Linked DNA regions of Mus musculus: regions 2, 3, 4, 5, 6 and 7 are each linked to region 1. A link is a loop called in an ENCODE intact Hi-C map of the cell type or tissue named here. Cell type or tissue: heart. All regions are shown on one strand. Region 1 has its middle 2.8 kb from the start of Ptch1. Region 2 overlaps 1700024I08Rik (RIKEN cDNA 1700024I08 gene). Region 3 has its middle 15 kb from the start of Gm30709. Region 4 overlaps Ercc6l2 (excision repair cross-complementing rodent repair deficiency, complementation group 6 like 2). Region 5 holds the start of Habp4 (hyaluronic acid binding protein 4). Region 6 overlaps Aopep (aminopeptidase O). Region 7 holds the start of Zfp367 (zinc finger protein 367).

What was found. A loop is a pair of places that touch in the nucleus more often than their neighbours do. Peaks named below come from ENCODE experiments on the same cell type or tissue, not always from the same donor. Only the 100,000 strongest peaks of a DNase experiment are listed, where the experiment ranks them.
Region 2: it touches region 1 in a loop (2.1-fold over the local background); 7 of 42 quality-filtered maps call a loop at or near these places.
Region 3: it touches region 1 in a loop (5-fold over the local background); 7 of 42 quality-filtered maps call a loop at or near these places.
Region 4: it touches region 1 in a loop (2.4-fold over the local background); 5 of 42 quality-filtered maps call a loop at or near these places.
Region 5: it touches region 1 in a loop (2.6-fold over the local background); 6 of 42 quality-filtered maps call a loop at or near these places.
Region 6: a loop joins it to region 1, with 3 times the contacts of the local background. A loop is called at or near these places in 3 of 42 quality-filtered maps.
Region 7: a loop joins it to region 1, with 2.5 times the contacts of the local background. A loop is called at or near these places in 6 of 42 quality-filtered maps.

What each region holds. Positions count from the first base shown.
Region 1 is chr13:63,566,582-63,570,581 of GRCm38, reverse strand. It overlaps a transcript of Ptch1 not described here. Among named protein-coding and RNA genes, the nearest start is that of Ptch1, 2.8 kb to the right of the region's middle. RefSeq lists an enhancer at 739-1,800. In heart, a CTCF peak has its summit at 2,461; a DNase peak (open chromatin) is centred at 2,591; H3K4me3 peaks cover 2,888 bases; H3K27ac peaks cover 3,120 bases; H3K27me3 peaks cover 1,047 bases.
Region 2 is chr13:63,694,461-63,698,460 of GRCm38, reverse strand. The region is part of intron 4 of 1700024I08Rik (RIKEN cDNA 1700024I08 gene); the gene reads left to right. Among named protein-coding and RNA genes, the nearest start is that of 1700024I08Rik, 38 kb to the left of the region's middle. In heart, a CTCF peak has its summit at 1,870 (motif pointing left); no DNase peak of the experiment used is centred here.
Region 3 is chr13:63,640,543-63,644,542 of GRCm38, reverse strand. No RefSeq gene overlaps it. Among named protein-coding and RNA genes, the nearest start is that of Gm30709, 15 kb to the right of the region's middle. In heart, no CTCF peak of the experiment used is centred here; DNase peaks (open chromatin) are centred at 972, 1,722 and 2,522; H3K27ac peaks cover 2,069 bases.
Region 4 is chr13:63,899,142-63,903,141 of GRCm38, reverse strand. Ercc6l2 (excision repair cross-complementing rodent repair deficiency, complementation group 6 like 2) reads right to left here. Exons shown (of 19, transcript NM_001013608.3): 19 at 2,840-4,000. The coding sequence ends at 3,639. Gm46423 (a long non-coding RNA gene) reads left to right here. Exons shown (of 3, transcript XR_001780983.2): 2 at 1,959-2,091; 3 at 2,321-2,383. Among named protein-coding and RNA genes, the nearest start is that of Gm46423, 5.6 kb to the left of the region's middle. In heart, a CTCF peak has its summit at 1,698 (motif pointing left); DNase peaks (open chromatin) are centred at 1,131, 1,791 and 2,151; H3K4me3 peaks cover 1,639 bases; H3K27ac peaks cover 1,731 bases.
Region 5 is chr13:64,160,117-64,164,116 of GRCm38, reverse strand. It overlaps Habp4 (hyaluronic acid binding protein 4), which reads right to left and starts at 2,251. Exons shown (of 8, transcript NM_019986.3): 1 at 1,783-2,251. The coding sequence starts at 2,131. In heart, no CTCF peak of the experiment used is centred here; DNase peaks (open chromatin) are centred at 1,576 and 2,306; H3K4me3 peaks cover 2,514 bases; H3K27ac peaks cover 1,828 bases.
Region 6 is chr13:63,260,689-63,264,688 of GRCm38, reverse strand. All of the region lies in intron 13 of Aopep (aminopeptidase O), which reads right to left. Among named protein-coding and RNA genes, the nearest start is that of Gm16907, 34 kb to the left of the region's middle. In heart, no CTCF peak of the experiment used is centred here; DNase peaks (open chromatin) are centred at 2,148 and 3,458; H3K4me3 peaks cover 368 bases; H3K27ac peaks cover 1,487 bases.
Region 7 is chr13:64,153,014-64,157,013 of GRCm38, reverse strand. It overlaps Zfp367 (zinc finger protein 367), which reads left to right and starts at 3,815. Exons shown (of 5, transcript NM_175494.5): 1 at 3,815-4,000. In heart, a CTCF peak has its summit at 1,555 (motif pointing left); DNase peaks (open chromatin) are centred at 2,983 and 3,593; H3K4me3 peaks cover 1,518 bases; H3K27ac peaks cover 2,952 bases.

The DNA.
Region 1 (4,000 bases):
CCTTCCTTCAGCCTGGGGGGGGTAGTGGTGTTGGGGGGGGGGGTTAGTAAGGACAGGAAACTGGAAGTGGAGAGATGTGAAGAGAGTCAAGCCCAGTGGTTTTACATGATTGAGTTTCTGAATCTTTCCTTACCTCCTCCCTGAAACCTTTTTAGGCTCATTTTTTTTGCCTTCTCCTTGCACAGTCTGTATAAATCACAGGTTGCCAATGAGCAAATAAAACATTGGTCTCTACGAAGAAAATGGGGTAAGATGGTGGCAGATTGGCTTAAGATTTAACTCTTATCCAAGCTGCCTTAGAGTTGCCCAGGCCCTATCCTATCACTCCTGTCCTGTATCCGGGGCTACCCATCCATATGTAGAACACTACATCCCCACCTCCACCATCTTTCTGCTACCTTTGTAATATCCATACACAAAGCATCACACCCACTTCCTCTCTATATCCCCTCCTTGCAATAAAAATACTGTAGAATTTAGTATCATATTTGCAATTCTTTGAATTTCTGAAAGGCTGCTGAACTTAATGGGGGGGGGAACTTTATGACTAAGCCTAGGGTCAAATGGCTGGAACATCTTTACCTCTATATGCTGCAGAAATGAGCTACATGATAAAGGATCTTAAAGACTCTTAGAGTTCTGAGAAGTCAGTGAAAAGTTAAACCTCAACATGTTTGGCACTAATAATTTCAAACCATTGGAACATCCTAACTCAAAGGACAGATGCTTTATCTCAAGTGTCATCCTAGCACTTGGACAATCTGATGTCATTTCTGAGTTGTGTGTGGTAGGGCTATGGATATCTGAAGCACTGAACAGAGAGGAGAGGAGACAGCGAGGGAATCCAGAACATTGAAGGAATCTGTCCTGGGTCATGATGGGAAGAAAAATGACAGTTTATATTTTCTATTGAACTTCCTTTGGAAGAGTGGATGGTCACTCAGCTCTGGCTTCACAGAGACTGGCAGCTCCTGCTGGTCAAGGCCCTAAGCTCTCCGTTATTTGGGGAGCCACCAGGCAGAAAGACCCTCAAAGGGACTGTATTGCCAGACACCTTAGCAGGCCTGTCTCCTCCACTCTGCCTCTCAGGTCTGTGGAATCCTTGCAGTTAGCTGGAAGTTAACAAACCCGGTGTGGCTCAGCGGTCCCCTGCACAGGGCATGCATATTAAAGCCGACAAAGCTTACAAATGTAAATAAGGGTAGATTGATTAGGAACAACATTATCGCTGGGAATGTCACACTCACATGCATCAGCAATGAGGCAAATTGGGGGCAGCCTCAGCCCTGACCACCCAAGTCGAGCAGTCTTTTTAGACTGGCTCCTCTTCCCTTTCTTAAAACGTTACAGAAACAAGGCCAATTAGATCCCCAAAGTAATTCATCTCTATGAAAAAAGCAGACCACAGGGGAAGCGGCGGGTGGGGGCTGGGGAGATTAAGATAGCGCTTGTTAGAGAGAGCCTGGGGGTTGCGTCCTGAAACCTACGGGTAGAGTTTACAGGTCAGGACCATTGTCTGGGATGCTGAAAAGTTAACCTATCAAACAGCGGGCGAGGGGTCGCAGAGCGCTGCAAACCTCGGGGTTCCATGTTCAAAACGTTTAAGAATTAAGTCAAACCAAGGGAAAAGCGCCCGAGTGGAAGAGGCTTTGCATAGCTGGGCTAAAGTTTCATTCTAGAATCCAAACAGCTATACTGCAACCCAAGAAGTAAAAAGCTGGAAGAGGGAAACAGTACACGCTTAGGAGTAAAATACTGTAAGGAATTTGAAAAGACAACGTCTATAGAGCGATGCCATACACACAACCAGCTTCAAATTAAAAACAAAACAAAAACCCAGGCTGACCTTTGAACTCGGGATATCACCCTCAACTTTCGAAAAAACAGCCCAATTTCCAAGAGCATGAAATGTGAAAGCTTAATAGTAGTTCACCCCCTTTCTACCTTATGCTGACAACCAACTATCTTAACAGTCATGCTTCCAGCACGTTACTCGACGTTAAGGTAGTTAGTGTCTTTCCCCTCCCCTGCATGCCTTTTCAGGATTTTTCAGTTCTTCCGAAAGTCAGTCTTTCGAAAAATCACGTGCTCCCTGGTGTTAGAAGTTTTGAATTTCCGAGCTGGCCTAACACCCAGGTCCTCTTCTTTACCCCGTGAACACCCCCAAATGCTTCTACTTGGTCTCTGTTCGCTCAGATTCATCACCCCACTTTAGGAACCACACGAATTCTGCGGGTTTGGGATTCAGGATGGCAAGGCGTCCTAGGGAAGCCCGGAAGGAGACGAGGCTAGAGGGGCGGCAGGCTGGGCAGCGATGAAGGACCGCAACGCGATGGGGGTGGGGGAGACCTCACCCTCCACCGCCAGCCCCAAAAGCCGTGTGCTCCGCCGGTGGCCGCGCGCCCCTGCGCGGCCCCTGTCTAACCGCAGCCGGCGCCGCTGAATGGAAGGGCCGGAACGCAGCCATTGGCTGGCAGCTGAGAAGCCGCGCGTTCATTGGGCAACGCGAGGGGGCCGGGCCGCCTTCAGGAATGTACTACGGCGTGTCCGGCACGTCTGTCCGCGGCGGTAGGGCGCGCACACTGCCCGGGGCCAGGGAAGGTTGTGCGCACTGTGATGAGGGCTGGGGCGTGCTGGCCTCGCGCGCGGACCCTGTTACCTGTGCGTCCGCATCACGAGCAGGCCGAAGACAGGAACGCGCGGGCGCGGACGCGCACTAACGCGGGTGCGCGCATGGGCCTCTCGGTCCAGGTCACGTGGTGGAGTAGGCTCCGCCTTCTCCCCCACTCCTCCCCCCCCTTTCCCTCCATCTGGGTTTCTTTCTTTCCTTTTCTTTCTTCTTTTTTTTTTTTTTTTTTTCTTCAATGAACACACACCGTGTGCATCTTAAAGCCACACTGCCCCATTTCACGGGTTCATTTGACTCCTCACTACTCCGGTTCCTTCTGCAGTTCAAGTCGGAAAAGAAAAATAATAGGACGTAGCAGAATCCCGTGTTTCTGGGTCTGGTGTCTACTGCGGGGAGGAGGAACTTCAAAACTTATTGGAGAATGGAATGTGCTTTCTTAAGTGTTATTTTTTTTTTTTCTTAAAGAGCGTAGTTGTGTAGACAGTTTAATTTGTTGCTGGCTCCAACATTCACTCCCCTCCCCACTACGCATTTTTCTTCTTCTTGTTGTTTGTTGTTGTGAATCCCCTGAATGTCTTGGTGACACTGGACACAATATCAGGACAAATCGTAGCGCTCTATGAACAATTTGTTTAAAATGAATTCCACATCAAAGCCTTTATTCTCTTCTACGTCACGCTATTAAATGTTACAGGGTGTGTATCGAGCTTTATTTTGTTTTAAAGTTTAAAACTGACTTTAAGAATGTGATTAATTAATGAGGATCCAGACGAATTCCAAATATCAGGAAATCTCTCATTTCCATTTCTCTGGCCTGCTGAAAAGATTTGCTTTTTATATATTAAAAATTCAAATAAAATAGCAGACTTGTCTGGAGTCTCCTTATAGACGTTTTCAAATTGGACTGTATTGTGTATTGGAGGGGGGCGATAGAGGAGTGAGAGGGGTTTTTAAAAGGGCTGGCTTTTCCCAACATCCTTGCTCGCCTCTTTAACTTTCCATTTTGTTTATCTTAATACGAGGCGTTGTTCCCTGCGAGAGTCTAAGTCTTGCCTTTGGTTATAAAAGAAAAGAGGAGAAAAAAAAATTGGCACACACTGGCGCACTATCCACCACCCTGTCATTATTGGTGCAGGCCTGGGAATTCAAGCCGGACCTCCCAGTATTTGCTGCAGCTTGAGGCCAAAGTGCCTCTAAAAGGGTTTTCTTTGAGGAATCTCAGAAATTGTTTAAGCGCTTAAAAAAATATATTACCTATCCCTCATGTCTATTGCGAGGCAAATGCTCCTGTACGTGTGAGTGTGTGCGTGTGTATGTGTGTCTGTGTGTGTGTGCGCGCGCGCTCGCAAAAGGCGTCTCGAAAAAGAAGAC
Region 2 (4,000 bases), 130 kb before region 1:
AAAATCCTGATGTAGATTCCCCTCACAATTCTCTATTGGAAGTTTTCAAAATCTTTAACCCAGCAGCTCTCCCCTTTGGAGCTTTCCCAAGCCAAATAGTTGGAAGTGCGGTGAATGGATGCATACACAGTTCTCACACGGCTTGGTTTCTGTGCGGGTTGAAGGCCAAGGACTCAGAATGACCAGAACACCCAACAACAGGGCACTAATCTAGTGTCTGATGTGGACTTGTCTTAGTCAGGGTTACTATTGCTGTGATGGACCACCATGACCAATGAAACGTGGGGGGAAAGGGTTTATTCAGTCTATACTCCTGCATCACTCATCATCATCAAAGGAAGTCAGGACAGGAACTCAAATAGGCCAAGAACCTGGAGGCAGACGCAGACGGAGGTCATGGAGGGGTGCTGCTTACTGGCTTGTTCATAGTAGCTTGCTCAGTCTGCTTTCTTATAGCACCAAAGACACCAACCCAAGGGTGGCCCCACCCACAATGGGCTAGGCTCTCCCCCATTAATCACTAATTAAGAAATGCCCCACAGGCTTGCCTACAGCCTGATCTTATGGAGGCATTTTCTTAATTGATGTTTCTTCCTCTCAGATGACTTTGGCTTGTGTCCAGTTGACCTAAAACTATCTAACACAGGACTATTGCATAGCTATTAACTCCTCTGGTATAGGACATGCTAAGTGAGATAACATTTAGGGTGCGTTGCTAGACCAATGCACCCAATTCTGAAGCAAATTTTCAGAATCTCACAGGGCCCCGCCCATAGATGAGAAGCTGCTAAAGAAAAGTCTTCTCCGGACTGAGCTCCCTGATTGGAGGTCATCCAATCCCAAGGAGTCGGTCCTAAATACAGGTACACATGTGCAACTGTAAAAGGACTCCGCAAGTTATTTACACACTTATTTATTTATACATTTATATATACACAAGGGAGTAATAATAACAGAAAGACGACATCATGAATTTGAGAGGGAATAGGGGGCACAGGAAGAGCCAGAATGCAGAGGAAAGGAAGGGAATGATGTAAATATAGTATTTGTGTAATGAAATTCTTACAATTAAATTTAAGCTTTAAAAAATGTGAGGTCCAACTGATAGGAAAAAAAAGGAGAAATTTGAGAAGAATTGAGCAAAGGGAGCAAAGGAGTAGGGAGAAGAGGGAGGAGGGGGGGAGGAGAAGAGGGAGGAGGGGGGAGGAGGGGGAGGAGAAGAGGGAGGAGGGGGGAGGAGAAGAGGGAGGAGGGAGAGGAGAAGAGGGAGGAGGGGGGAGGAGAAGAGGGAGGGGGGGAGGAGAAAAGGGAGGGGGAAGAAGAAGAGGGAGGGGGGGGAGGAGAAGAGGGAGGGGGGAGATGAGAAGGGAAAATAGAGGAGCCAATCTGGGCTGCTGCAAGAGAGCTGGACTTTGGCAATTCTCTATCTTGAGATCTTAAACTCTTTAAAGAGAGCTGATCCTCTAGCACTTTACCCTCGAATCCCTGACACAACGGTGTTGACAGCACCTGGGAGATGTAGACAGACTCTCAGGCCTATTCCAATCCACTGGGTCATAGTCAGCACAGATACCTCTGACACTCTCTCTCTCTCTCTCTCTCTCTCTTTATCTCTCTCTCTCTCTCTTTATCTCTCTCTCTCTCTTTATCTCTCTCTCTCTCTCTTTATCTCTCTCTCTCTCTTTCTCTCTCTCTCTCTCTCTCTCTCTCTCTCTCTCTCTGTGTGTGTGTGTGTGTGTGTGTGTGTGTGTGTGTGGTGTTTTATAAGCTCTGCCTGGCATGTTGTCCAAAGACGTGGCCAACACTTCTAGGATTATGCAATATATTCTGAACCTGTCTCCTGTCTCTCTCTAGTGACCCCTAGTGGGAAAGCAAAACAGCACCAAACTCCATAGAGGGACAACAAAGTCTGATCCCCACACTAAACCAACCAACAACTCCCCATCCTTTGGTCAGTTGAATCCATACAGGTCCCAAGTGCTTGGGAGATTAGACTCGTAGTACTCATCTTTCTCTGGAGATGCTGTTAGGATTCAAAGACAACATTCCCGAATGGAGCTATTCCACACACAGCTTACTTGGCATCTCTCAGAGACACATCCAAGATGACCTATTAGTCATACTGTCAAGTTGCCCTTCATAGTCCACCTCTTGGATGATCCCTTGGTATGAAGACTGTTGTTTTAAGTTGTTTCTTTAGAGGAAAATCAGTGTTCCAATTTATACTGTGGTTTGAGTTTTGTGAGGAAATAGAAAAGCTCAGATGGTACTCTACAAGGGAAAGAATTCTATAAGCATTGCCCTTGTTGTAGGACTTCTTGGAGTTTGTGAAATTAAGGTGCTTTGTGGATCTCTCAAGTTGGTCTCATGGTGCATCTGCACACACACTTACACAGAGGCACACACCCTCACACACACATGTAGATCCTCAGCTCTGGGAAGCATTTCACTTCAGCCATTGTCCTCAGAGAAGTGTCCACATCCTCTGGTTCTTCGTTCTCAGGCTGTTGCTTTAGAGATGCGATAGTGTTTTGGTTTTGGTTTTCTGTTGTTTGCTTGGTTGGTTGGGTTTTGTTCTTCTTGTTGTTGTTGCTGCTGAGGTGGTAGTGATAATGGTGAGATAAGATGTTGCTATATAGCCCAGTTAGCCTCATACTCTTCATCCTCCTGTCTCAACCTCCAAATGTCGTTTCTTGGCACTCTGTTGCTCTTTGAAAGTATCTGCTGAAGCTGGAGTTGCCTCTCACTCTTACCAACCTTGATCATAGCCAGTGATTCAGCTGCCATTCTGTACTCTATAAATTAATGCAAAAGAGTAATACAAAATCTAATAAAAACTAATAAAAATTAATAAAGTATAATAAAAATTAATACAAAATCAATTAATATAATAATTAAGTGTTATGGATTAATACAATAAGGGGTGGAGATAAGGAATAAAAGAAGAGGAAAATTAAGAGAAAAGAGAGAGAATGAGATGAGAATTTTGCATGGTTTGGAAGCTGGGGCTTGAAAATAGAGAGCCAAACAGAGGGCTGGAAATCTAACTCCCTTGGAAAGGTGCTTGTCTAGCATGCATAAGGTCCTAAATTCAATTCCCAGTGCTACACAAACTGGGCATGGTGGCGCATATCTAGGATCCCAGCACCTAAGAGGTAGAGACAGAATGATTGGAAGTTTAGGGTACCCTTAGCTACTGAGTAGAGACCCCCATCTTCCCTGACACTCCATCTCAAATGTGAGCTTATGTGAACTGGACAGAACACAGCAGTCCTCTCACAGAAACAGACAAACAAAACAAACGCCCCTACCCCACCCCAACCCCACCCCCACCCCCAGGCACAAAGCACCTGCCTTTCAGATCATGGAAGGCTACAGTCATGCCAATACCCAGCTCTTACAGCTAATTCTAACATGGACACACTTAGGAGAGTAGGGCAAATGTCATTGATAGTAGACTACTCCACCCCTATACCAGGGCACTGTGAACTCGCAAAGGTGGTAGTTTCAGAGAGCCAAGAACCCACAAACTAATACCAACTTTTCTACCTTCCCAAGGCAAGAGCACCAGGGTACCCAGGCAACATTCCCTGCAAACTCTGCCTCACTCAACTGCACCAGGAATGCCGGTGACTTATCTACATGTTCCATTTTCATTTTTAGGCTCTTGCTTCTCTGGCACCACTCACAACCATGTATCAGAGTCTGGTAATATTTCAAATCCACTGAGTCTGCCGCTTGGCCTATGGTGGCACAGTTCATCGTGCAGTAGAAGGTTCTCTCACTTCTTGTTGGCCAGGAAGTAAAGGAGAGAGAAAAAAGGGCTAGGGTCCCTACATCTCCTTCAGGGGCACATCCCCAGGGAGTTGATTTCCTCCCACTAGGCTCTGCCTTCTGAATGTTGTGCTGCCTCCAAACAGTGCTCCAGAGTTGTGACCAAACACTTAACATGTGATCCAAACACACCAGGGACCACCTGGCTTTCTTCCCATCTTTCCCT
Region 3 (4,000 bases), 74 kb before region 1:
ATGAACTCATTGCAGCCATGGCTACCTGCCCAAGAGCAGGCTGGAAAGATGAGTCAACACCCTAACAGGCAGCACCAACGGAACCCAGTGGGTTATTTAAAAAGAGAAAAAGTGGAGGAGGGAGGAGCTGGAGAGAAAGGGCACATGTCCACTACCTAGTGGGGCAGAGGAAGAGAGAGTCAGAATGAGTATGATCAAGACACATTGTTTACATGTATAGAATTGTCAGAGTAAGTAAAAGATATTCTATTTATTTATAAGTCCTTAAGTGAATTAGTTCATTCATGAGGTCAGAGCCTTCATGATCTTATTACCTACCCAAAGAGCCCCTGCCTCTGAACACTGCTTCATTTGAGATCAAGCCTCAACATATGAACTTTGGTGAGACCATATCTGAAGACGAAGAAGAAAAGGGAGTCAGGGAGGGGTAGAAAGAGCAGGAAGACATAGAGGAGAGGAAGGCTGTTCCACATTTAACACAAAAGCAGAGAGAGACACATAACATTTGCCTGCCCCTGATCTTCGTATTCCATGGAGGGCTTGGAAAGAGCTCGTTCTCACTCAATCCCAAGCTCCCTTCTCACTCAGTCAGGCTTTCTGGATGAACTTCTTATCCTCAGTGGTTTGACCTCATGGTTCGTTCACCAGTTTAGGAAGGTAAGATCTTTATTTTCTGTTCTTTTGGTGAGAGCAGAATTAACTTGGGAGGTTGGGAGAAAGCATTAACTTTAGTCCTGCTGCCCACCCTTCTGTCTGGACTGAGTGGGAACAGAGACTCTGTAGAGTGGTCCTGGCCTAGGTTGGGAAACTGTGGCATGTCCCACCTCTGGATCCTCTTCCACACGAAATGCCTAGAAGGGAGAATCTAGTTAGCCTCACTTTTGGTAATGTTCCAATGCCTTGGCCAGGGAGAGTGGGGCACCTTGATTGACAGTCTAGCACAAGGGTGAGCTAATTCCCTGGAATGCAGGGAACAGCAATGAGGTAATTTCCTGGAAAGGAAATGGGGTGCTATTAGCATGAATGGGGAACTGCAAAGTCAACAACAGCTCACTCCAGCTCCTCCCCAAGTCCATTTATGTGATTTTAACCTAAGACTTCTGGAGACAGATGCCTTTATTCAAAGGACTGACGTCCATGGGAAGGCAGAAAAATATCCTTTCAGATCATGGAGAGAAATGGCCATTAAACAGCCAGGCACTAGATCTTTAGACTCCTGTTGCACCAAAGAGAGGTAGAGAAGAAAGTCACCCAACCTGCACAAAGGAACTCTGTCTTAAGTCAGGTCTCCTGCCTGGGGGCATCTCTCCACCATCCTCCTGGGGGCTCCCGGGAGCTCCCGGGAGGACCCTAACTACCACTGGAGTTATTTCTTAAAGTGCACAGCCTCCAAATTTGGAGTGTGGGGTGGCAGGAAGTGCCAATAGACTAACTCTTCCTGCTAGGACAGGAGAGCAAGTGAGGCATCCAAGCAGGAATGGAAGAGGGAAAAGAACACCAGGAAAGGGTTTTCAAAGGTGAAAATATTTTTCTGAAACTATGTCTGTGTGCAGTAGGTGTTGATATCTTCAGCTGGAGCTGGGAATGTTTTTTTTTTTTTTTTTTTTTTTTAAACAGGAAAAAGGAAATGCAGGGGTGTGGAGCAGCCAGCAGCAGAGGAAGTTCCCAGGCGACTTGTCATGGTGCAATTTATAGACCTGAGTCTCAGCAGGGCTGGAGTGGGCTGGAATGACTGTGATTTGTTGGTGGTGGAACCTGGCACTTGGCAGCAGGCCATGCTGACTTAGCCTTGTTGCACGTGTGCTGCCAGGAACCACAGCGCGCAGCCCTAACTGGGCAGCTAAAAGGAGAGCAGCAGAAAGCAAGTGCGCTCATCCTAAAGGGAAATAGGAGCAGAACACTAGAAGGAATGGCAAATGCCATCATGGGACAGTGAGGTGGCACAGCAGGAAAAAACAAAACAAAACAAAACAAAAACAAAAACAAAATGCCTGCCCCAAACCCTTCGACCTGAGTTCGATCCCTGGAACCCACAAAGGGAAGGAGAGAGAACCAACTGACAAAAGTTATCCTCTGACCTCTACACAAGTGCTGTGCCTTACACACACACACACACACACACACGCACACATACAAATTAGTTAATATAATTAAAAATTTTAATTAAAAAAGATTGTGAGGAAGGAGAGCAGACCATGAAAGGCTTATGGTCCCTCTGTTATTGGACTTGGCAGTAATTGAACTTTTCTTTTCACCCCCAAAACCCACAGACACTGAAAGGGAGTCTGTCAAAAGAGGATAGGGTCCGTCTTAGCTTATGTCCTCTATGCTGAGAAATGGATAGATGGACTTTAAAGAACAGAAGCAAATCACTCGTCTCCCATTGCTGTCTCTGAACACTCCACCCCCACCTCCAGAGTAACAGAGACCAGGAACAGCCAGCCGAGGCCTCCAGCGAGAGCCAATTAGGCAGTAAGGCATGACCGTCAACACAGCATCCTGCAGGCCAGGACCACAGCAGTGTTTACAGAGCACGGCACCGACGCGGGAGCTAACAGCCCACATGCATGGTCCATCTGCACAAGCTGGAAAAAGTAACCATTTCAACCCGAGCTAAACCACTGTGCCTCTAAACATTCTGCGCAGACCCCTTCCAGAAACCCCACACATCTGTATACACATCTCAAGATAAACACACACACAGGCAGACTCCCCACAGAACCAGGGGAGGCCCCTCTGAAGCTCTGCGGGTGGACGCTGCCCACCCCACACAGGCTCCAGTTGTGGAATTTTCAGCCAGTAGAACCCCTCATAGAATCATACCTGACTTGTGGCTCCTCAAGCCACACATAAACAATTCTGAGGTCTACAGCACAAGCTCACTTCTTCCAGAGGCATCCACAAACTTCTGAACTCAGCTGAGAGGGAAAAGGCCCGACTTCACTTCAAGCTCACTGGAAAGCTTCTCTCCAAGACTTGGCACTGGACTCACTCTTAACTTTGCCAAGGTTACCTTCTGCCATGGCAGCAAAAGACAAACACTACCCATCCCCCAATTCATTTATCTGTTTGTTAATTGAGACAGAATTTCATGTATTGCAGGTTAGTTTCGAACACACAGTATAGGCATTCTTGGCGTGAACTCCTGATCCTCTTGCCTCCACCTTCCAAGAGCTGACATTGTAGGTGTGTGCCTCCACATCCATCTTTTCACAGCGTAAGATGTAAATGCCAACTGTGAACTCTGTGCCAACTGAGCTGTAGCTCCAGCCCAAGGTCTCCACATATACTCAATCTGGTCTTGAACTCACCATGTAGCCCAGGTTAGGCTCACACTGTCCATCCTCCTGCTTCAGTTTGCTGAGTACTAGGGTTATAGGTTTCAAGTACCATGCTAGGCTGACTATGATCTCTGTGAGCTTATTCTTGTCCATTTTCCAGTGGTAAATGATAGATAGATAGATAGATAGATAGATAGATAGATAGATAGATAGATAGATGGATTAATACAGTGATAGGTAGATAGGTAGATAGACAGACAGACAGACAGACAGACAGACAGACAGACAGACAGACAGATAGATAGGCAGGCAGGCAGACAGACAGACAGACAGACAGACAGACCGACAGACAGATGATTGATAGATACAGAAATAGATACAATCATAGAAGATTAATAGATAAGTGGTAAATGACAGATAGATTGATTAATACAGTGATAGGTAGATAGATAGATAGATAGATAGATAGATAGATAGATAGATAGATAGATAGATAGAGATAATAGAGTGATAGATAGAAACAGTGATAAATAGATAGACAGATAGAGTGATTGAGAAATAGAGTGATAGACAGACAGACAGATTGATCTTATGTGTATGCACACACACACCCATCACACTCACACTGTGGCATTTGTGTAGATAGGATGACAGGTTTTTCAGGAGACAGATCTCTCTTCCATCTTGTCTTGAGTCATTGCCTCTCTTGTTTCTGCCAC
Region 4 (4,000 bases), 330 kb before region 1:
TAGGGCTAGGGACTCAGTGATACCATTTTTTTTTAGGGTGGGTGGGAGGATGACTGGAAAAGGCCCACTGTTGATTCTAGATTTCCCAGCCACAAATTAAAGACTGGAATCCCACTCCTCCCAGACAATAGGAATCAGGACTCTTTTACAAGCAGAGGACATGGCCGGAGATTGTCAGGCAGGGATGCAAAAACATGGGGGGTGGGGGAGCAGGTAGGAGGGTTGAGAGCTCTAAAGAGCTTGTGTTGGAAGGAGGGACAGAAGAGTGTCTCCATCAGTCATGAGGTATCTCCTAGGCATTGTTAGTCAAGAATAATGTAATGACCTGGGCTTCTAGTGTTCAGAAGCCAAATGTGGGGGACTGTGCTAGTTTGATTTAATAGCCTGGTCTACTTACTAACTAGAACCTGGTGCTTCTGGGAGATTCTCAGGTAGAAGAGAAACAGTCCGAGCAGCTATTGCCAATACAGGGCTGTGTGGCCTCTCTGCCTAAGTTTCTTCCTCAATAAAACAGATAACACCTGCCCGGGAGAGGTCTAGGGCAGATTAAATGTGAAAAGCACTTGAAATGTTAAACAAACGACTAAGTAAATGCTCAATAAATGTGAACTGATGTAGTTATTCCCCAGCCCAATCCCCTTTACCCTCCCTAACAGAGGAAATGAGAGGTTTACTACAGCGGAGGTCCCTATGTTTCAACAGGCTTTGGGGATGCAGTGTGGAAAATGGATTAGAGAGGGAGGAGGCCGAAGCCTGGGAACCCAGGGAGAAGTCTGCAGGCATCCAGATGGGAGGTGGAGGGACAGAAACTCAGGCTCTTGGCAGTGGGATTCAGGAACTATTTCAGAGACATTTTCTCCAGGACGTGATAACAGGTTGGGAATGGAGGCTTGGCAGAAGGCTCTGGCTTTGAGGGAAGCTTGAAGGTGGGAGGGCAGTGAAGGCAACCGCAGGGCCTGTCCTAGAGGGTGTGTGGCCAAGGACTGGAGGCCCAGCCAGCAGGTCCAACAAGCGCAAGGGCAAGACGTGCACCGGCTTGGGGGAGTGCGTCTGGACGTGGGGGGCCGCTTCCCGGGGCAGCTGGCCGGGGAATCTTAGGTGGAGTTCGCCAAGGTGCTAAGTCGGATTTCCTCCTGGGCCAGCCTGCTGTGTGTTTGTGAGGCTTGCCTGGCTGCGTCCCCGCGGCCCTCGCTAACACGGAGCCTGGAACCGGCCAGGAGTTCCACCCTGCCAGTTTCCCACTTCCTTCCTAGCTCTGCTTTGCAGCTCTGTCTAGGTGCTTGCGGGAAGGGGGGAGCCTTCGTCTGGCAGCTTCCCAAGACTGCGCGTTGGGGATCAGTTGAAAGTGATTTAGACAGCAGAAACCGGCGCCTCTGGCCTCCAGGATTCAGAACATTTAAGCCTGGGGTGCACTCGCCCAGTCAACTGTGCCAAGCTGTGCCCCGTGGGGGTCCCCACCTGCTCCTGCCTATTGACTGTCCATATACTCGCTTGGTCTCTTGACTGACACCGCACTAGGTGACCATCCCCACTCTCCTGCCAGGATACTATAGGGACTCCACAGGATCGCTGACATACGGCGTCCCCTTGCTTTAGGGCTTCAGTTCTTTAAGCTCCTGCACTACCAAAGCTGGACCACCCACGGCGTCACGCTGTGAGGGATGCGGGAAGCCGCCTGGCTTTCGGCTGGTGGCAGATAACGCGCCCCCCACTGGCTTGAGCTCAGGAGTTTTCCGTCGCTACTGCCAAAGCATAATTCCATTAGCCATTCTTCTCTTTTAGGGTAGATGCTCTGTCCTGCCAAGTGGGAGGGAGAGCAGCGCTAGGCTTTGTGGCCCCTTTCCGGGAGTTGCCAGCCACCGGAAGTACAGAGAAGTCCTCATTTGGGGCTCACAGTATCTGCAGTTTGTCCGCAGGGTACGGCCAAGCTCATTTGGCGGTGGTCCATCTTGTTGCAGGCAGAAAAGGAAAAGCCCAGGAGTTGCACCTTGCCTACCCTCGGATGGTCAGCTGCCTACTGAGTGTCAAACCTATCTCTGGACTGATTCTGACTTACTCCGCAACCCGGGTGTACCCCCAAATACACAAGAGGTTAATCTGTCAACAGTTCTTAGTTTGGCTAATCCAAAGCCTGCTCCCCTACTAAAAGGGCCCCTTCATGCTCCCCGGGGAGTGGTGTGGGACTAGAGGCCTCCAAAGACTGGAGAAGCCCTCGGGAGCCCATTTCTTCTGGTTTCCATCAGTGGGAGTGCTTTACTGGGGGGCGGGGCACTGATTTCTGCCCATGCAAACACAGCTCTCCCTCCCCTATATGCTCCAGCTGCCAAGTGTGAGTGACCATGGCCGGCCCTGGGACACAGATTCAAGTTACCTCAAATGCTGTGTTCCAACATGGTAAGAGGTTCATGAGTTTCTTGTAGTAACAGAATAAAGTAATAAAGTATTCCTGTGTGTGTGTGTGTGTGTGTGTGAGAGAGAGAGAGAGAGAGAGAGAGAGAGAGAGACAGAGACAGAGAGAGACAGACCTGGAGAGCCTGCTGTTTTCTGAATAGATAGTTCCTATATGGTCCTGTGAGCTCAGCTGAATGTGGGCAGGTACTAGCCTGACACTTCAATGTGCCAGTCTCAATGCCAGGAGCTATACAACATGAAACTTTACAGATAGGACCTCCTTGCCTTTACATATAGCTGTCACTTAACACACTGTCACCTACACTGCTGCTCTTACCACTGTCACCTACATAGCCGTACCTATCACAGACCAGAGAAGCTGGGAAAGGGGTACTAAATGAATAAATCAGAGTGTGTAAACCATATATATTAAATTCGATGAAAGAGGTTTCAATTAAAATCAAATGTTTATTCATTTCCTTTTACTTAAGAAATACAAAGTTAGGCTATAAATCTATTTATATTTACTAAATCATAGTAATGTGAAAAGTTAAGGCATCGGAATCCTGGGCAAAGATAAAAATCCCATTTCTTTAGACCACAGCACACAAACTCTGAGTGATTATAAAAATTAGCATTTTTAACATAATGCCATACATTGAGTCCTAATTGTTGAGTCTTCATTATAACTTTTATCTAAAATAATTTAATAGTAATAGAACATAATTCCAAGGAAGAAGGAAAACAGTAAGTTCCCAATGCCAATGAGGAGAGGGCAGTGGCTGCCACTTGACTTTGGGGCATTCTGGAGTTTAAAAGTGGAAGGCTGTGTGTCGGTTATCTTTCAGATAATGAATGGGCAAGTCACTCACGTAAGGCCACGGACTCACACAGGAGGGAAGATGCCAGTTAATAATAGTTATATTATGACACGTTACAATATGATACAATTACATTTGTTCTGAAGACCAAATCTGGGGCAGGAGATGTAGCTCAGTTGCCCAGAGTGCTTGCATAAAGTCCTGGGCTTGACCTCCAGTACTACATAAACTACATACATGAGCGTTAATGATTAAAACAGATATTAGGGAAAGAACCCATGATAACATGCTAGGCTGTTTAGATTATACTAAAGCAATAATTTAATACACAAGTTTGTAAACAAATGTTCAGTGTGCCCCATACATGAACATCCATAGCCAGGGCCAGCAGCTCATCAATATCTAGGTTAATGGCACGTCCATGTCCTACTCTCTCTCTGTATTGCTTATGCTTTCATCGTCAACATCTGAGCTTAATGTCTTCCACAAAAACTTCTCGTTTGCTTTCCAAAGGGAAGCTTCCAGCTCATCTTTCCTTTTGGAGGCTGAGGTACTGGGTGCTTTGGTACACAGCGTCTCTATCACTGCCAAGTCAGTGAGTTTGCTGAGACTGTCATCATTCTGCTCATTCAAGATGTCCCAGAAATCTTTTGGTTTCTGCTTTGCTTTTGCCACAGGTCCTGAAAGAACATTCTTTGGCAGCTGTGTGGGACCTTCCCCGTGGCTTTTAAAGAGGTCGTTAAGAATAGAGGTGTCACCAAGTAAGCCATCCTCAGGAGTGTTTTCTG
Region 5 (4,000 bases), 590 kb before region 1:
TAGAAGATCACTTGCGCAAAATAAATAAAACCCTGGGTTCATTATAACAAAAAATATTTTTATTTTAACAAGGCTAAAAAGTAACATTTCGGTGCACACCTTTAATCTCAGCATTTGGAAGACAAATCTAGGAATATCTCTGTGGGTTAGGGGAAAGATTGGTCTACAAAGTCCCAGAACAGCACAGAGAAAGCCTTTCTCAAAAACAAAACAAAACAAAACAACCAATCAAACAAACCAACAACACTCTAACAGTAGTAACTGGTACACTTCCAAAGGCTAGTATATCTTCACTTGGTTAAAAAAAAAAAAGTAAATAGTAAAAAAATTTTATTTGATCTTTCTCAATTCCTTCCCTTCCCATTTTCCTAAATACACTTAAGAGAAACTCAATACAAAATATACTGTATGGTGCATTTCCATTTTAAAAGGAGTCCTAAATTTACTGAGGTATCCATCTTCATTAATGATTTTCTGAATCTCAACCAATGTCTCAAATTAACTTCACAGATAAAGGTAAACATTACCTAGCTGTACCAGCGAAAGCCTCAAATGTGAAGCCAGAGGTGGAACGGACAGTTTTCTCAAGTAAGAACTAGGCAATAATGCCCACATGAACATCTGCCTACCTCGTGGTCAAACTACCCTCTAATCTCAATACCCCTTCTTGCCAATCTTAGGGATATAAACTTAATACGGGAAAACCGGGCGTTCATTTGGTGAGAGCTTGGCTGCAAAAGCCTTGACGCAGCTCAGGTGACAGCCACGAAGTCTGAAGCAGCCTCCCACGCAGACAGTACACCCAGCGGAGGGCTGACCCCTTCTGATTAAGCAGAAAGGGTAACTTTGAGCATTCCGCTTGCAAAGGCTAAAGCCGCTTCTAGAAAAAACAGTATTCAATCAATCACAAATAACAAGTCCCACATACACTATTTGTTCCACCTGCAATCGATGTCAGCTAACACCTAGAGGCTACCATATGAGGATGGAGAAAAGAGCTAAGGCGCAGAGGAGCCGGAACCTCAAGCCCACCCCAACTCACCCTGGGCTCAAGTCTGCCTTCCGGGGGCTCCCACACGTAAGGGTACCCAGGCCTCCCAGGATTTCGAGGCCCAGAATCTGGGATCCCTGAAGGTTTCAGCAGTGCATCGCCTACAGAGCTGAGTCCCGCAGAGGCCGGGAGGGAAGATGAAGGATGCAGCCAGCTGCAGATGTGAGAATCCCAGCTGCGCAACTCTCAGGCTGTCAGTCCCAGCTCCTCCACGAAACCAGGAATGTCAGGAGGGTGACCCCGGAAGAGTCATACTATGCCTTTTTGCCCATCAAGAACCTCCAGCTCGGCCCACCCGTAACGGATGGATAGGGACGACCCCCAGCCCCGGAGAGAGGGTGATTCCCAACCCCTCGTGGATTGGGACCCAGGGAGAATGACCAAAGGCCCTCTGTCCACCAAGATTCACGGCTCTGCTCACTGTCCCCCATCTGGGATGAGCCCACCGAGAGTGAAACCCTGACCCTTCCACTGAGATAGGGTGACCAGGGAAAATGACCACCCAGGAGGATGGCCCTGGAGGGTCATGATCCCTCAAAAGTGGCTCCCTAGAGTGATCCCTGGAAACGTGACCCCGAGAGGATTATTATCTTCAAGGGTGGCCCCTGAAAGGATGACCCCGGGTCCTGCGCCCATAAGGACTCCCAGCTCTGATCCGCCCACGCGTCCGGGATCGGTCCCCGCGACTGGAGCTAGCGGCTGCAGGGGTGACCTCGGTGCCCACGGCGTACCTGGCGGCTGCGGGCCCCCAGGGCTGTCTGGCTGCTGTGCGCCGGACGCCGCGAGGCTCTTGCGCTCCTTCTGCGACTCCCTGCGGCCGCCTGCGCCAGGCCTGTGTCCTGAGGCCACAGCCGGGCTCCTGCCGCCACGGTGCCCGGCCCCGCTGGCCGCCGCCGCCGCCTCATCGCGACGCTTGCGCTGCAGCTGCTGCTGGCGCCGGTGCTCGGCCTCCCGCAGGATGTCGAACGGGTCCGACTCGTCGTCCAGCAGCTGATGGAAGCGGTTGGCCACGACGCAGCCGAACGTCTCCTGCATCGCGGCGCCCGCGGCGGCTACAGGGCTCCCCAGGGCCCCCTTCATGACGCCGCCGCTGCGGGCGCCGCGGGCAGCCCAGGCCAGTGAGGTTCAGCGAAGCCGCGGGCGAGGACCCATGCTGCTGCTGCTGCTGCCGCCGCCGCCGCCGCCGCCGCCGCACTCTCGGCCCCGCGGTCGGCTCCTCCCGGCCTGCGCGCCCCAGCCAATGAGCGCTGGTGGACACGCCCTTCGGCCCCGGGGCGCACGAAGACCCAATGGGAGACCGGTGTCTGTGACGTCACGCCCCACTTTATCCCCTCCCACTCTATAGCCTGTGGGCGTGGTGGTATGGGGCTTGGGCGGAGCTACCACCAGAAACTCAGGGAGGCTGCAAGCCTTCTCTCGCCGGTGTGCGCCAGTGGGGAGCCTGGTTGCACACCGCCACACTTCACCAAAATGACCTAGTCAAGAGCCTTTAAGGGCTTGCGTGTCTGGGGGAGAGCTGTAAACTGAGGGAAAGTGCCTAGAGGAGAGGCAGCGTCCTCAGCTGGGTGCTGACCCATTCAAGAAGCCTGGAGAGACTTGCGTTTCAAGAGGTGTGACAGGAACAAGAGACCAAAACAACCCATTCAAGTGCAAAGAAACAACCCCAGACCCACTGTGATGTTGTGATGAGTGCGGGAGCGGACAGGGTGAGGTTTAGATAGCGGTTGTTTTTCTTTTGAGACATTCAGTTAAGGCCTGGCTTCTGGGGAATGAAACTCCAAATTAGATGTCATGCTTGCTGGCGAGTGCCTTTGCTCTCTGAGCCATCACTCTCCTGAAAATTAATTTTGTAAGTTAGCATTCAAAGTAATGGTTCTTATGGTATGTTTGTGTGTTTATATGTGTGTGTATATATACATGTTTATGTCATTACACTTTGTTCAAAACTGTCTCCACATTGCCCTTCTCCATGATGCCATCCCTGCCTGCTGGTTCCCTCCCTATCACAAGCAGTTTTACTTCATAGAACATATGTTTTACTTCATAGAACATGTGAAAGGAATAATTAAATACAGGTGTTAAAAAAGGTCTGAGTTTTACTGTTGTCCAACTTCTCTGTGCAAAGAAATCAAAAGTGATTTTTGTCTCAAATTGTAATTTCCTGGGCTTGCCATTCAGGGACCTCAGGGGTTCTCAGTAAATTGTCAGATGGCTAGAGATTTTAAGATAGGTGGCCACTTCTTTCTTTGAATTAAAGATTAGAGCCTGTATTTTTCTAGCCAAAATTGGAAATAGGTATTCAGATGAAAACTCGTATTATTCTCAGAGGTGCTATTCACAATAGCCGGGAGGAAGAAGCAGTCCAAATGCCCATTAACTGGGTGATGGATGAATAAGATGTGCTACAACAGAAGCTAGGATGGGGTGGGGGGAGGGCAGAAAAAGAACAAGTGTTAGCACACACTACAAAACAGGTGAACCTTGGACCATTGTGTGAAGAAAGCTTAGATGATGTCAGGGATAGGGATAGTTTTAGTTACCTTCGCATTGCTGCACCCACAATACCATAATTTTGCAAATATGACATCAAAGGCACAAGCAAAATTGCACTTTATCAAACTTAGGATCCCGTCATCAACAACTTACGAGGCAAAGATTTATCTGGTGCCCAGTATCAGAGGAATTTAGTCCACCTTGGCAAGAAGACATGGTGAAGCTCCCAGTTCATATTGGGAGCCCGGCTGAGGTGAAAGCTGTTCTCATCATGGTGGACTGTGAAGCAGAGAGCAAAACAGGAATCAGACAGGGGTAACATACCCTACATTGAGGACCTCCCCTAAAGACCCCATAGTCTCTCCAGACAGCACTACCAGCTGAGAAACAAATTTCCAGCTGTAACAGAAAGCAAGTTAGGAGTTTCTTCTTTCATACTAATGTATCCAGTGATTT
Region 6 (4,000 bases), 310 kb after region 1:
ATAAAGACATTTCTTTTTTTTTCTTTTTTCTTTTTTTATGGTTTTTCAAGACAGGGTTTCTCTGTATATCCCTGGCTGACCTGGAACTCACTCTGTAGACCAGGCTGGCCCCAAACTCAGAAATCCGCCTGCCTCTGCCTCCCGAGTGCTGGGATTAAAGGTGTGCGCCACCACACCCGGCTTAAGAAATTTCTTGTACTACCCTCTTGGACATCTACACTATGAACCACCAGGATGCTCCACTTGGCCCTGAAGTTTGAGACTCTGCAGCCCTGGCTTCAGAATACTACAGGATGCATAACTGGGGCACATGCGAAGAGGCAATACCCAGTTTAGAAAAGTGGAGTGTGGTAATCATGAAAAACTCATCTTTTCTACATCCCTGAGCAGTGTGCTGGATGGACAGGCCTGTCTTACTGAGCAGCGTGCTGGATGAACAGGCCTGTATCAGTGCGAGGCCAGGTTCCTAACCAAAGCCAAAGCCCCCTCCCCCCAGTCTGACCCAGCTCCTAAGTAGGAATCCCTGGCAAAGCCATGTGGCAACAGCATCCAACAGGCTACGTTCTCTCAGTATGGCTCCAGTCAAGCAGAATTCCAGGTGTCAAAGCATAGCCAATTGTCCCACCTCTCCCTACTAGAAACAGGAGGGTATTCACAGCTTGCCCACAGTGCCTTTGCCCAAGGGCCTCACAAGCCAGTAAGTGTGTTGAGGAAGTTAGTTATCCAAACAGAATTTCAAGACTGTTTCACCTTTATCCCATGTTTGTTTCAGCCCCAGCCCTCATGATGCTTTTACCCACATCTGCTTCTCATACATGCAGCATGCTCTCCAACTCCCTCAGCTGTCTGACCTGTACCAGAACCTGGCTTACCAGGGCAGTCCATCCTGTGGCTCCCTAACACTGTGTGACACTCCAAACTTCATGCATGGAGAATGCAGGGACTCCTTTGTGAATCACTGTTCAATCTACTGTCTAAAAAGCCTAATAAAAATACAGGTGAGGTGACAAGTATTTAACCTTGACTTTGAGGACAAAGAAAGAACAGGTGTTTCAAACAGAACCGAAACCAGGCACTTGGAAGCAGAGGCAGGAGGGTGCCAGAGGACAAGTTCGATGCCAGTCTGGGCAATTTAGCAAGACCCTGTCTCAGAAGCTTAAATGCAGAGAGGCACAGTGTACAGCTGAACTTGGAATTCATTCCCCAGCGTGAAGTATGGGGGTAAGGGAGGCATCAGGAATGCCAGGACTCCAAAACAAACTTCTACTAGAACACACAGCACGGGCATGTCCTCAGCACGTCATTCAGAACACAATCCTCTCCTGTTCAATGACTTCACACAGAAGTGACAGAACATGCAAGAATTAAAACTCTCCCCAGGATTAAGCAAAGAGTGGAACTTGATAGTATGCCCATTTGCCACATGTTTACATGTGCACATATGGAATTTAGGGCATTTGACTTTATATACCATGTGGATTTTGCTAGTTCCTTCCTAGAACCATCAGGCAGGAACTCTACTCCAACATCAGTAACCAAACCAAGAAAAGAAAACACAAACACCTGTGTTGTGACTGCTGGGTCTTGCTGGTTAAAGTTCACATTTCTGAATGGCCAAACTTCACATACAGGCTTTTTTGGTGAAAGATACATATTGAGTAGAATAGTCCACTAATTAATGATAATCATAATGAACCTAGCGAAAACTCAGAGCGAGGGAGATGGCTCAGTGGTTAAGAGCACTTTCTGCTCTTTGCAGAGAACCCAAGTACTATACTGGGTAGCCCACAACCACCTGTAACTCCAGCTCCAAGAGATCCAATGGCCTTCTCTGTTTCCACAGGCACTGCACTCATATGTACAAACTCATAAATACAGACATAATCAAAACTTAAAAACATTAAAAAAAAAAACAAAACAAAACAAGAAAGCAGTTTTGAAATTTTACCTGCACTGACATTCTCTGACAAGCACATTCAGGTCACCCATCACAGGGCAGTGTGAGAAGTCAGTGCAGATGAGGGTCACTGTGTGAGGTGAAAATGGAAGGAGCTGTCCCACTCTTGGAGGGACCAGAAAGAACAGCAACAATGTCAGGAAGGAGGTGCAGTGAGGGTGTGTCAGGCTTGGCCCTCCACTCTCCCAGTCTCTGGACTCTGTGACCTGCTCTGTAAGACCTTCCATGTCTCAGAACACATGGACATGTCATCAGTGTAAACATAATTAGCACACTAGGCTGAGCTCTTCTTAGTTAACTGTGTTGGCTGCAGTTGCAGGCACCTCTCCTAGCCATATTGGGTATGTCTCCTACTGTATTGCTTCCAAATGGAATCTCCGTGCAGGGCATGTGGGTGTTCTAGAGTCAATTAATTTTCCTGTTCCAGCACCTGGCATAATAGTAGGAAAGCCTTGGTGCCTGCTGTTATGTACTGTGTGCATACCTCTTACTCACTAGACCCTGGGAATCTCTCAGGTGGAGACCCTAGAGAACAGTGAGAAGCAACAGCACTCAGTTGGCTCTACTCAATCAAGGAGGGTCCACCTGCTTCTTCTGAGCCAATAACCAATACCTGTTACTGCTGGCTACAGACTCTGTCCTAAGAGGTCTTGTGAATGAACCCCCAGGCTTACGATGAGCCATGGGAACCAGGCCCTCACCACAGTCTCTGGTCATTCCAGTCTGGAACCTCTGGTAAGGAACAGTGCCACCCACATTTACCAGCACACACAGGAACCCACCTCTAGATTTCACCTTGGCTTCACTTCTGGGGTTTCCTGAGTGGCAGGACTTCATAGAGAATATATCTGAGCGCCAGGTGTCGTGGAGAAGTGGAGCTTTCTAACAGACTGTCTGCTGGCAGATGTAGCTAAAGCTTCAGGTTGGAGAGATCTGAAAATGAAGGGCTTCAGCTGGACAGAAACCAGGCTGCAGGGTTTTCATGAACACAAAGGGCAGTGCATACATTTCCAGATGCAGAGTCACCCTGCAGCATTTCTGGGTTCTGCAGTTAGTTGGATTCTCTGGGACATGTTCCTTCTGATCAGGGTCCTTTTTGTGTTATGGTTAATGTAACAGGATGAGAGAAACCACAGAGTACAAAAAGCTACAGAGGAGTAAGAGACTTCTCCACGGCCCCCATACGCACTAGAAAAACGCGCCTTTAGCAGAAACACATGCACTCAAAAGCTGGGGCGGGACTCTGGAACATCAAAGCCCCTCAGTTGTGGCACAGTCCATCCATGGCATGGTTCCCCAGATAAGTGGGAGAGTCAAAAGACAAGTTACACGTGATGGTCCCGTTTGAAACAGGATGCAGCATAGCTCTGAAGGAACACGGGAGGATGTGACCTGCGCAGTTCAGGAAGCTTTGGTTCAACAAGCAAGAGGCAGAGCTGGGTCTAAAGTACACGACTAAGTTCTAGCAATCTGTCCTTACAGCCTGACTCATCTCAACTATAGTAACTCCACAGTCTAGCAGCCGCCATTGCCAGGTGTACACGTAGAACTGGGCTCTCAGGCTCTGACGGATGGCAAGGCTGTAATCAGCAATTCCCTCCAGAGCTAAAAATAACAACCCAGTACTCTGGGCATGAGAGGCAGAAAACGCCTTGCTTGGTGTCTGGGAGAAGAGGGTTGCTTGGGTTTCATGACATTTATTTCTGAGGCTAACAGGAGCAGAGACAGAGAGACACACTCCCTTTGTTTCGCTAAGACCTTCAAGTCAATGCCAGGAATCTACTGACTGCCAAAAAGAGCCAGGCCTCTTTGTCCACGCAGAGCTCCGCTGAGCATGCACATGCCCGTCACATCATGGCAGTGTGTCTCTCTATGCCACCATGAGTCCACACTTCTTGTCCTCATCATACCCAGCCAAGTAGTCAAGAGAGAAAGCTGGTCAGCAAAGCCAGCCAGGCCAGATGATGGAATAAAAACACCACAGCAAAGGCCAAGTGTCAGCTCTGCTTCTTTCAGGATTCAATTATGCTGCTTTGAAGTTTA
Region 7 (4,000 bases), 590 kb before region 1:
TCTCCTTTCTTCCACTTGTCCTTTCTCTGTCCTTTGCTTTGAAACTGTGACCTCTCAGATCATCCCAGAAAACAAAGTAACAAAGTTAGCCTGTAACTCTTTTGCTGGATGCTTCTTTAGTTATATTAGACCAGGCTATAAAATCAGGGCTTGTGAGTTGTTCTTCATAGATTCTTGGCTAATGTTGGTAATAGTCTGTCTAGACATAAGGTAGTTATTTCATTTCTGTAGGTATAAGTATATAAAGCATCATGTGCCTCATTCTTCTTAATTTCCATGTTCCATTTTCTAGACACCTCACAGATAGTACTTTGTTAGCCTTTATTAAATGATGCCTCTTAATATCACCAACATGAACTGTTGATTACAAGAACTGTGTAGTGTTTCAAAGCAGAAGGTTAATATTTGTTGTAAATTAGAAAATTACTTTAAAATAGGTTCTTTAATCCAGGGATTTTATTAGAATCTGTTAAGGATCAGATAAAATTGCTCGGGATTAATGAAAACAAGAGGGATGTTTGTATACTGGGAACTCAATGAATGTAAGTTGTATATATTTATGTGTATATGCTGGTGTCCCAGAGTTCAGAGGAGGATGTCAGTTTCTCTGAAACTGGAGTTTCAGGCAGTTATGAGCTACCAGACATGCATGCTGGGAATCAAACCAAAGCCCTTTGCAAGAGCAGCAAATGTTGCTGAGCAATTTCTCCAGCCCTTCAGCTTCCATTTTCAAAGCTGCTTCATGTACATTTTTAGATGTGACACTAAATCTCTCTATATATTTTAAAGATATATTTATTTATTTTAGGTATATGAGTACACTGTAGCTGTCTTCAGACACACCAGAAGAGGGATTCCATTACAGATGGTTGTGAGCCACCATGTACTTGCTGGGAATTGAACTCAGGACCTCTGGAAGAACAGTCAGTGCTCTTAACCACTGAGTCATCTCTCCAGCCCTCTCTATACTTTTTAAATTGTTTTGTGTCTCACACAGGATAAAAAATTTTGCTTTGATAGCAATAGTCATGCTTCTTGACTCTATTCAAGTTCTACATGTTCAAGTTGAAAGCCCCCTTTTACTTTCTTTTTAAGGCTTTAGGATACATTGTAAAAGATTTGACAGACTTTTATCAAGCTTTTTTTCCGTAGCTTTTTTTCATGCTGAGGATTGAGCCCAAAGCCTTACAACACATGCCTAGGTGTACCAATAAGCCACACCCCCAAGGGACTACATTTTGAACACTGAAATAGTATAGCTGGTTTTTTGCTTGCTGAGTTTTAGCTTTTGGAGACTGTTTCTCTGTGTAGCTGTAGCCCTGGGTGGCCTCAAACTCTGAGGTCCGCCTGCCTTTGACACCTGCTGGGAGTAAAGGCATGCACTAGCACCCTGTCTTTTTAGTCTCAGCAGGAGACCACTGCTCGTCTGTGACGGGTTTTAGTGTCTTCAGAGTTAGTGTACATCCTTAGGCTGTTAATTATATCTAGGACAGAACATAGACATCAGGAATATACGCACACATTGCATATAGCCCCCTGGTGGCATCAAAGTGGAGCAAGAAGCAGCTCAGAGTGACTTCAGTTCTCCCAGAATCAAACTCACCACATTCCTGGCATGTTTTTCATTCTCTTGTGGCTGGAAGCAAGTGGAGTTGCCAGGTTACCCTTCATCAAGGGTAATTTTTAGAAACCTTGTCAGTGTTCTGCTTTCTGGGTGATTCATCTTGCACTTGAGCAGGTTAGTGTTGAATAGTAATTATTGGCCAGTGTTTAACCTGTGGGCCTCTTGCCCAGCCCTTCATTCAAGTGTTCCTGATAGCTATATCTTTTTTTTTTATTTTTTAAACTTTCACTATCAACTATGAAACAAAGTATTTTAGTGGATTTGAAACAATGTAGTAAGGTTTCTGTTGTCGTTTACAATATTATCCCATTGTGGGAAACAAAAGCTGAACTTTCCGTTTCCAGATTGACTATTAAAATCAGACTGTATTTCCCGTCCCGCCCCCCACCCCCCCATACAGTAGATACAAGCTGTGGTACCCAGCCAGCCTCCAGAAAAGAAATCCAATTTAAAATGTTAAATGTATATGAGTGTTTGGCTTCCTTGAATGTGTATCATGTGCATGCATTGTCAGAGGAAGCTACAAGAGGGAAGCAGATCACCTGGGACTGAAGTCACATACTGCCACCACTGGGAGCTTGGAACCCAAGTCTCCTGGAGGAGCAGCAAGTCCTCTTAACCATGGAGCCATTTCTCTGGCTGCTTTGTTCTTTTTTTTTTTTTTTTTTTTTAAAGATACTTTTACTTGTCCCACTTCAAAGATACAAATTACTCAATGTATCTTCTTGAAACATTTCACTTCAGTTCACAAGTTACTTTCTCTCCATAAAGTCAAATTTGACTTCGGTATCTTGCTAGGTATAGTTTATTTACCCAAAATAAAGATGTGGCTAAAAATAAGGTCACACTATTGGCTGCTTTGATTTGTTAATTTAGGCAGTTTTCTCTAAAACAACACTCTGGTGCCTAAATTAATTTAGGCATAGCTTTGTATTTGATGGAGTTTAGTTACCGGTTCTATCGCTTAACCACTGGATACTCATTCAGATATAAAAATCTTTATGGAGTCTCTACTAGGAACAGGCTGCCTGGGAAACGCAGCAAGCAAATGAGCTCCAGTTGCCAGTTCTATCCTTTAGCCTCTAAAGAGATTTTTAAAAAATCTTTGAACTGCTACCACCATCAGACTGCCTGGGAAACACTGCAAGCAAGTACGACCGGGAGCTGACTACTGTGCGAATGGTTGCTCATGCGTCCCACCGCGGTCCCGAGCCTGGCAGCAAGAACCAATAGTCCGGGAACCGTAGCAGGGCTGGTCACGGGACTCACATTAAGAACCCATGCCCTTAGGCAGGAGTGGTGACTCACGTCTTTAGTCCCAGTACTGGGTGTGTGTGTGTATGGAGGGGGGGGGGCGAATGGGATCTCTGACTTCGAGGCCCTCCTGGTCCCTACATAGGGAGTTACAGGGCAGCCAGGACTCTATAGAGACCCTGTCTCAAAACAAAAACAAGCCGGGCGGTGGTGGCTCATGCCTTTAATCCCAGCACTTGGGAGGCAAAGGCAGGTGGATTTCTGAGTTCGAGGCCAGCTTGGTCTACAAAGTGAGTTCCAGGGCAGCTAGGGCTATGCAGAGAAACCCTGTCTCGAAAAACAAAACAAAACCAACAACAACCCCCCAACGCCCAAAAAGAAGTGGTGCTTTGCTGGCGCCTTGAGCAGCCGTGGGTGGGGTGGGGTGGGACGGGCGCGGCCTCAGCCCTTTAAACTGGCTGCGCGCGGGAGGGGGCGGATTGGGTGGGGCGATGGGGAGGGCCCTCTCCACTGCAACTTCTCCAGACTCCTACCCTCTTTACACCCCCTCTTCTTCTGGTGGGGGAGGGACCCAGCATGCTCGCCCCGCCCACCACCACGCCCCTTTCCCGCAGCTCCTCCAATCAACAGCCTCTTTCCCCCTCCCCACCTTCGCAGGAGTCATCCGGCCAGGGTGGGGCTCCCGACGGGTGTGTCAGGACAAGACGCGCGCTCCTACAGACTTTCGAACGCAGTTGGCCCTCCAGACAAAAAAGTATGAGAGCGGCGGCCAATGACGTGGCAGTAAGGACCCGCGCTCGAATTGGTTCCGCCCCCTCCGGACGGAACACAGCCTGGACCCGGCTATTGGCTCTCGCGACCTGTCACTCGTCGCGGTGGCCAGCCGCAGGGTCCTCGCGGTGACTGGTTCCGCCCAGGCGCGAAATGTAACGCGGGAAAAGCCGAAGCGGGGACCGCGGCGGCAGGTTGTTATTCTCGGGGACTCGGCGCCTCGCGTCCCGTTTTCCTGTCAGCAACGCTGCTGCAGCCTGATCGCCCGGAGCCGCCTGCCATGAGCCGGCGGCTGTGAGGCGCCGAGACGTAGCAGCGCGGGCGAGCAAGGCAAGCTCGGGCCGCCGAGAG